2 separate regions of the Homo sapiens genome follow, and region 2 is linked to region 1. Evidence: chromatin contacts called from ENCODE Hi-C or POLR2A ChIA-PET data. All regions are on one chromosome and are shown on one strand. Each heading gives the region's core, a stretch centred on a gene start or an enhancer-like site at or near the end of the contact. The rest is flanking DNA. Distances are from core to core; before and after follow the strand shown. Region 1 overlaps SYT1 (synaptotagmin 1). Region 2 has its middle 55 kb from the start of OTOGL.

Region 1 (4,367 bases), core at 582-3,081:
AGTGCCTCTGAGCTTCTAAGGGTTACATGTTATAGGTCTGATTTCCACCTTATTCTATACACTCTCTGAAACTTCCAAAGATTCTGCTACATAAATCAACCTCATGCCCAAGTTGGTGGCAGCAGAAATGAACCTTAACTTAGCCCAAAAGGGTTTGAAGAGAACCAAGAAATAAAGCTAGAACCAGATCCAGCACTATCATTATTCTCATGCTACTTTTTAAAGTCTTGTCCACATTAGTCAGTGATAGAAAACTGATGTTAGGAACACTGAGCACCTAAGTGTCACTCACTCTGATCTCTAGTTGCTGCTTCTGATAAATTTCACCAATTAGCACAGGCTTAGAGTCAGATTATCTGGGTTTGAATACCAGTTCTGCTACTTGATAGTGGTGTAATCTTGGGGAAGTGCTTAAATTCTCTGTATTTTTCAATAAAATATTGATCACAATAGCACCTACCTCACAGAATTGTAGTGAGAAAGAAAGTGAGTTAATATTTGAAAGTCCTTGAAAAGTGTGTGGCACATGTCAGCCCTCCCGGAATGTCTGCTATTTTTATTACTGCAGCCATTATTATTCTGGTGTAGAGGTGAACTACCCTGCTTTGGAGGTCATAAAGACCTTGATTCAAATCCTGCCATTATCACTTACTATCCCTATGGCCCTGGACAAGTTAATTCATGGTTCTGAGCCTCAGTTTATTTATCTGTTAAAAAGGGATAATAATGCTTGTTTCATCAAGCTATGGCAAGTATTAAGATGGCATGTGACAGTGCTTAGCACAGGCCCTGACAAATAAGTAATTTGTATTCTTTTTTATCCTCCATGATACACTCTTTTCTCTGGGTTTATCACTAGAACTCCCCCGGGATGATCTGTTACTTATGACTAATCATACTCTGTGTACTTATACCACTAATATTATTTGAGTGAAACAAACTTAAATTCAGCATCAGGAACTACCTTGAAAGGAAAATAGACTCATAAGAGTAGTCTCTTCCAGTTTTGAGAAGAAAAGATGCCATCCTACAAGTATGGTAAAGGTCTTGATGAGGGAGGTAAGACCATGACAGTACCACCATGCCTTCGTCTCACTTCCCCACCACAACTGAGTGATCTAGCCACCCTCTAGAGTTGCTACCACCATTTGTTGGGAAGGCATGAAGTCAAAGAAAAGTTTGAGACCTGGGATAGTTGTCCCCATTTGTCATACCATTGGGATAGCTCTGATCGTCACATTCTTAGAAATGCAAATACTAAGCTCTGAGAAGATACAGTCTTCTTTGTGAATCACCTCCATCCCAATTTTTGACCTCACTTTTAGGTGGGATGTATCTACAGCACAGAGTCTGTGACTCTGAGATACATCAAAGACTATTTGGTGGCCCCTCCTGAAATCAGAAGAGGATGTAATTTGCTGTGGTTTTTGCAACTCTCTTACGCACAGTCCAAGCAAAGAACATTATAGTTTTAGAGTGGATGTGGCTGTCCTTACTCTGGTATACTCACAGGAGAAGGACATTGCTGTCTTCTTTCCTTCCATCTTTGATCACATCACTACTGTATTGTGACCTCTTCTTCCCAGAAGAACAACAGTTTTATCCTCTTAATCTTGTTCAAACTGCCTTCTAACACTGACCACCACCAAAAGATGTTGCTTCGAGAAGAGGCTGAATGGAGAACCTTAAATGCATGGGGAATATTCCTGAGTCTCATTGAAATCAGTTTATCCTGGGTATTACACTTGAATTTAAAGCAAATGTATGCACAGGCAATCCTGGGTGAGCTACTCTGAACAGGAGATGGCAGTAGCAGCCAAGGATTTGGGCAGCCCTTTCTAGTCCTAACAGAGGGGATTTCCTATTGGTTCATTGTCGATTCTGGACTGCAGTTTTGCCTCACCAAAGCCAAGGTGGCTAAATAATATGCCCAAGATCCCAGACCTTGCTGAATTTCACAACTATTGAAGAATTAGAAATTGCTCAAATTGAAGGCTGAACGACCAAGTGAACACTGTGGGGAGCTTTTACTAAGTCTCACTACAGAGGAAGGGAGGAGGCCTCCAGAAAACAAACAGATATGCCCACTTAGATTGGCATTAGTGGGTTTATTGGAAGGAGCAAGGATCGGAGATACAGTGCACATTCTTACTGAGACTTTGAGCAAGTCATTTAGCGAGGTGATTCAGCCCATGCTTTCATGTGGATTCAGGGAATAAAGAAGTCTTCCTCACAGGCTTTACAAAGGGTTCAGTAAGATAACAGCCAGGAAAACTCATTTTGTAAACTATGACATGCTATAAAAATACAAGAAGGACATTTTGGTTGGTTTTAGGTCATTTCTTTGAATTTGTCCTGGCGCCTCCAAATTTCCTAGACCACATTTTTTTCTTTCCTTTTCTTTCTTTTTTTTTTTTTTCCAAGTAATATGGTCAGAAGCTGTTTGACTATGAGTCTATTATTTCTCTGATAATTATAATTTCCCGGAGAGTTATGGCACACAAATTACTTTGTAATAGCTCTAAATTCTTTGCTTTATCCTGAGTCTACAATTATGCACTTATCCATGCTCCTGTCATCTGTGGTACTGATTTATGGAACCTCTGTTCTCTGATCTCCTCATTTCTTACCTCTGCCTCCTTTAAAACTCAAGAAATGTGGCAGCAAGGTCAAATTTCTCATCGGGCCAGCATTACATTCTCAGGTGTAATCATTACCGTCTTAATAAAGCAAGCAGTTAGTTCCACAATGGTCTGTTTAATCCACTAGATAATTGCTAAGCCTTAATTATATAACCCAGCATACTGTCCCTTGCTATAATTCCAGAACCACCATGTTGTGGTTTGAAACATCTATTAATTTGGTGCAAATATTAATTAAAAATTTATTTCTAGCCAAGAATATGATGGATCAAGTGCCATGTATTAAAAAAGGAAAATATAATTAATCTTAACCAATTTCACTTGGAGCAAAAACAATGTAACTGGAAAGTTTTCTGGTAACTGCCACACACTCACAGACTTTTTTCAAAATTTGAAAAAAGGTATGTCTAAATTTTAAAGTATTGCAGTATCAGTTTGGTATTATGGTAGAGGATTTATAAGCCATGCAACTGCACAAAATTTTTGATATCGTTAATAAGGCAAAGATATATTACTTCGCTTTGTTCTGCTTGTGACCTAGAGTGAATTTTATTCATAGCAAAATTAGACCTTACTAGCTTCTTATACCTGAATGGCCTAGAGGTAGAGAAATTTCCAGAACAGCCTTATTAGAGAGTGGGGTGCATGACAAGACCATAATCTAAAGCCAGTTTTCAGTTTTATTATTTACTTTGCTGCCTTGATCATTTTTCTGCACTCATTTGGCTTGAAGGCATAGACATTCCCTGTTGATTATCTCGGCTTGGCAGTGGGTTTCTGCTACACATTTTGATTCCTAATATGGTAGTAGGAGAGGATTTTGTATGAGTTCCAGCGAGTTTCTCTGGGCTTGTGGAATGCAGCAAGGAAAGAATCCTACAGAGATGAAAACATGAACATTTGCATTGATTAAAGAGAAAAAGGAAAGAAAGAAAAAGTATCACTCTAAACTGTTTTTTTTCCTTTTCTTACTCTGTTCACTTCACTTCTAATAATGTCTTACACTTTTGGGGGTGGGAGGAATTAATGCTGTGTGTTCTTTTATTGCTCATATCTTCATGGCCATTTCAAAAATTATTTTGAAATGCTGAGTGTGTTTACAGAGGCAGTGTTAACAAAATAGTTTTCATCATCATCAAGGTTTGAATCCCTGAAGCACCCTATCCCTCTGTTCTACAAATTAGCCACATGAAGAAAACTGAGAGAATAAGTTTCATGTTGCTAAAAGAGAATAATAGGCTGATCATGTATATTCACAGGGTACAAATTACATTGTCTTAATTTTGCAGCAATATGAACTATTACTAAAGAAATACCTTACTTGCCTATCCATCTATTGATTGTGTTGGAGTTCAATACAGTTTTTCTCTCAGGGTCATAAAGCCATTCACAGAATCAGGGGTGTTCAAGGGCGAGAATTCAGTCATGGGTTCTTAGTTTGTGTTTCTGGTTGGGCCAGTAAAGCCCCTTCCTCATCTCTCTTTTCCACTTATCACTACAGATGCAGACTTAAAACCATGGCTTCAGGCTGTTCAAAGTCAAAAAAAAAAAAAAAAAAAAAACAGAACGACAATAATAACAACAAAATAAAGCAGGTTATACAAGCTCGTATGCATCTCAGATGAAGAACTTTCCTCTAGTAATAGGCTCCTTTTCCCTAAATGTATTTACTGAAGGCCTCTGTATTTTAATAAGCTATATTTTCACTGGTTTTAAAACTTCATT
Region 2 (4,367 bases), core at 958-3,457, 640 kb after region 1:
TTCTAGTATAGTTTGCTTCTACTATTCTATTCATGCTAAGTTGTCAGCAGTTTTATCACCCATTGTTTTTTGCACCATTAGTGCAAAGGTCAACACAGTAAAAAAGCCAGATAATATCTTAGTATTGTTATGAAAATAATTTTGATCTTGTGAACTCCTGAAAGGGTCTCAAAAATTCTTAGATGTCCTTGGATCATACTTTGAGAACTGCTGTATTAAGGAGGCCTGTTAGGAGGCTGTTATAAGAGGATATTGATAAGGAACTGTACATATAATGTAGAGCATGAAAGAAAAGGAATTTGATAAATTGAGTACTGTCTTAGTCTGTTTGGGCTGCTATAACAAAATCCCATAAGCTAGATAGCTTACAAACAGCAGAAATTTATGCCTCACAGTTGTGGAGGCTGAGAAGTCCATGATCAAGACATGAGTCTATTCAGTGTCTGGTGAGGACATGTTTCCTGGTGCATAGAGGGCCCCTTCATGCTATGTCCTCACATGGTAGAAGGGCAAGACAGCTCTTTGGAGTCTCTTCTGTAAAGGCACGAATCCCATTAATGAGGATTCACTCTCATGACTTAATCACCTTCCAGAAGGCCTCACTTTTTTTGGATTAATTAATCAGTATTAATGAACAAAATATTAATGACATCCCCTTCTCCGTCCCTGTGGATCAAGGCAAGAAGGGCCATTTGCCGACACAGATACCAGGAGGTGGAAAGCTGCAGCAGTTTTGAGCAGAAGGCCTCACTTTCTAATACCATTTCCTTGGGGTTAAGATTTCAACACAAGAATTTTGGGACGACACGACCATTCAGAGTAGAAAGCACATTGTTTCTAAGTTATGTGTGGAAAGTTCAGGTACAGATGTCTAGCAGCCATTATAAAATATGAGATTGAATATAGAGAATTACAACTTAATGATCTGCATTGGGGAGGCATCCACACACAGGTGACAGGTTGAAGACATGGGAGTGTGCACAGCATACTGGTCTAGGTCATGGTCTGTCTTGGTTTAAACTCTAGTTATGCCACCTTCTTAACCAATTTGTGACTTGGTTTCCTCATCTGGAAAATGGGTAAAATAATAGTATCCACCTCAAAGCGTTGTTACAAAGATTAAATGAGTTAATATTTGTAATGTGGTTATAACAGATCTTGGCACATAGTAATCTATATATCTGTCTAGATCTGAATGTAATTGTACTATACAAATGAAATACAAAAATGGGAATAAATGGAGATTTCTCTGGGAGAATACTGAGGGAGAAGAGAAGAGGGCTGAGAATTGGGGCAACCAATGTTTAAGAGAAAAGCAAAAGAAAAGAAGCCAGTGAAGGAGACAGAGTGATGAGGGAGGCAGGGAAAAGCTCCAGAGTGGTGTCCTGGCAGCCTAGGAGAAGTTTGCCACATTGCAGACTTCAGGCAGGAATGTAAACTTTGAGATGGCGGGTGCTGCATTTACTTTGTTCTCTGCTGAATCCTCTGGACTTAGCACAGTGCCTGATATATAGCAGGTGTCCAGTAAATATTTGGCAAATGAAAATGCCAAAGAGAAGTTGGAAAGATAAGGGCCTGAATATGTTTATTTATATTTAACAAAAATAGGTCAGTTGGGGACTTAGGCCTCCCTATATAGTGCCATACTAACGTCAGAACTTGATGTTAAAATATTCTGAGACGGAGTTTCGCTTTTGTTGCCCAGGCTGGAGAGCAATGGCGTGATCTCAGCTCACAGCAACCTCTGCCTCCCCGGTTCAAGCGATTCTCCTGCCTCAGCCTCCCAAGTAGCCGGGATTACAGGCATGCGCCACCACACCTGGCTAATTTTGTATTTATTTATTTATTTATTTATTTATTTATTTATTTATTTATTTATAGAGATGGAGTTTCTCCATGTTGGTCAGGCTGGTCTCAAACTCCCGACCTCAGGTGATCCGCCTGCCTCAGCCTCCCAAAGTGCTGAGATTACAGGCATGAGCCACTGCACCCAGCCCTAAAATATTCGTAACTTATGAGTTAACCCTTACAGCTATTGCCTGTTATTACCATGGTTTCATTATAATTTTGTGCAACTGGCCCCAAAGTCTCTTTTTTAAAATAACTGCTTTCTGCCTATGATCACAGGCATATTTTTAGCCTTTTTCTAAATGCCAAAATTAGTCATTAGATAGAAGAATTGGTCATCAACCAGGCCACTGGATGACTCAAGATTCCATCATTTGACCTCATATTGAAAATATGAAGACCAGAGTTTGACAAGCAACACTGCAGCAGTGTTTTCTGCTTTCCATTATTACTGTACAGGAAAACAATCAGATTTAAAATACTGATTTTTCTTTTATTTGAGTTTGTGGCAGGCAGTACACTGCTCTTTACTACAAGCGAACTCCTTGTAAAAATCTCCACACGAGGAGGTAGACTGAATCCCCCCACTGCGTTTCTGGGCTCCTTAGACTAATGGATTCCATTGAATTGGTCTCAGATTAAATTTCTCTAAATATTACATTATTTTTTCTACTTCCTTGCTCAAAAAGTTGCTATGGATCAAGCCTCTTTAATCTGGCCAAACTCCTTTTTTGCTGAATTCCCTCTGTGTAAACTCTGCACTATAGTCGCACTAGTCTACTTTCTTTTCTCAAACACTTGGTTCTCCACTTGTGTATCTTTTGTTAGCTTGATTCCTAGATATCATATAGTATTGAAATATTTTCTCTGTTATATTATCCAATGGATTATTACTGGTGCTTAGGAATATGCCCCCAACTTTTGTATGCAGCTCTTTTACCCTTGAATCTGTGGATTATTTTTAGATTCTAAAGGCTGAATATAGAAGCTATTGAATTTTTTGTGTGGACAAACCATATTTTTCACAAATAATGATAGTTAGGTCTCTTCTTTTCTAATTTATTATACCAAAAAATTTTATTGGCTTGCATTTACTATAACCTACACTAAAATGTTCAATAGAAGTAGCAGTAGTTGGCAACCTTGTCTTTTTCCTGACATGTAAAGGAATGCTTCTCAAATTTCATCATTAAGCTACTTGGTTAATAATGACATATATGTGAGTCAGCATGTTAAATGGTTAAGAGCTACAACTCTGGACCAATCTGGCTGGGTTTAAATTCCAGCTCTGCTACTTAGCTGCGGCGTTATATTGGATAAATTAACTCTGGCTTGGTTTCCTTATGTGTAATATAGGGAATGACAGCAGCTAAATCATAGAATTACTGTAAAGATTCGATGAGATAATACTTATAAGGTGCTTAAAGCTATCTGGTACATACCAGCATGGTATAAGTGTTTCTTAAATATATTGAGGTAATCATTTGAAATCTCTCATTTAATATACTACTTTAATTGATATTATTTTATTTAAGTCTTTAAATTCTTGGGGTCAGCCATACAGAATTATGAGTTTAAAAAATATGTGGTTCATTTCTAGTCAATATTGTACTGAAGGTTCTAGTCAGGAAAATTAAGCAAGAAAAAGAAATAAAAGGCACACAGATCAGAAAGGAAGAGGTAAAACTATATGCACAGATGACATGATATTGTATACAGAAATAATAAAAAATCCACAAAAGCTATCAGAGCTAATAAGCACATTCAGCAAGGTTGCAGAGTACAAGATTCATATACAAAAATCAATTGTATTTCTATACTCCAGCAATAAACATTCAAAAAGAAAGTTAGCATAATAATTCCATTGATAGTAACATCAAGAAGAATAATATACTTAGGAATAAAGGGAACAAAAGAAGTGCAAGACTTATAAACTAAAAATGATAAAGCCTTTTTAAAGAAACTAAGGAATAGCTAAGTAAATGGAAAGTTATCTCTTGTTTGTGGCTTGGAAGACTTCATGTAAAGATAAACATACTCCCCAAATTGATCTATAGCAACAAAATCACTATCAAAATTCTATCTGCTTTTTTTTGAAAGAAATCAACAAACTGATTCTAAAATTTGTATGTAAATGCAAGGGTCTCAGAGAGGCCAAATTGGTCTTAAAAAAGAACAAGTTGGAGGACTCACACTTTCCTTCTTTTTAAAAATTTACCTCAAGAAGGTAGACACACACTTTCTGATTTCAAAAATTACTACAAAGCTACAGTAATCAAGGCATTGTGGCACTGGTACAAGGACAGACATATGATCAATGAAATAGAATATAAAGTCTAGAAATAAACCCTTACATTTAAGATCAGTTGATTTTTGACAGGAGTGCCAAGATAACTTGATTAAGAATAGTCTTTTCAACAAATGCTGCTGTGACAACTGGATATCCACATGTAAAAGAATGACACTGGAATTAAGTCACAACATATACAAATATTAACTCAAAAATGGGTCAACAACCT

Evidence for each region. A loop is a pair of places that touch in the nucleus more often than their neighbours do. ChIA-PET counts read pairs that join two places held with the same protein, here RNA polymerase II (POLR2A). Pooled maps may share reads with other maps.
Region 2: a pooled map shows a loop between it and region 1 (4-fold over the local background). The contact joins two enhancer-like sites. A Hi-C loop is called at or near these places in 1 of 168 maps with a recorded cell type or tissue (ascending aorta) and 3 of 50 pooled maps. POLR2A ChIA-PET finds 5 or more read pairs at or near these places in 1 of 52 experiments (WTC11).

What each region holds. Positions count from the first base shown.
Region 1 is chr12:79,406,325-79,410,691 of GRCh38, forward strand. All of the region lies in intron 9 of SYT1 (synaptotagmin 1), which reads left to right. Among named protein-coding and RNA genes, the nearest start is that of MIR1252, 11 kb to the right of the region's middle. Within about 2 kb of position 1,832, at least 8 of the 41 ENCODE cell types and tissues checked have a DNase peak (open chromatin) inside an H3K27ac peak, as active enhancers do; they include ascending aorta, where a contact is called at or near this core.
Region 2 is chr12:80,042,689-80,047,055 of GRCh38, forward strand. No RefSeq gene overlaps it. Among named protein-coding and RNA genes, the nearest start is that of OTOGL, 55 kb to the right of the region's middle. Within about 2 kb of position 2,208, at least 2 of the 41 ENCODE cell types and tissues checked have a DNase peak (open chromatin) inside an H3K27ac peak, as active enhancers do; they include ascending aorta, where a contact is called at or near this core.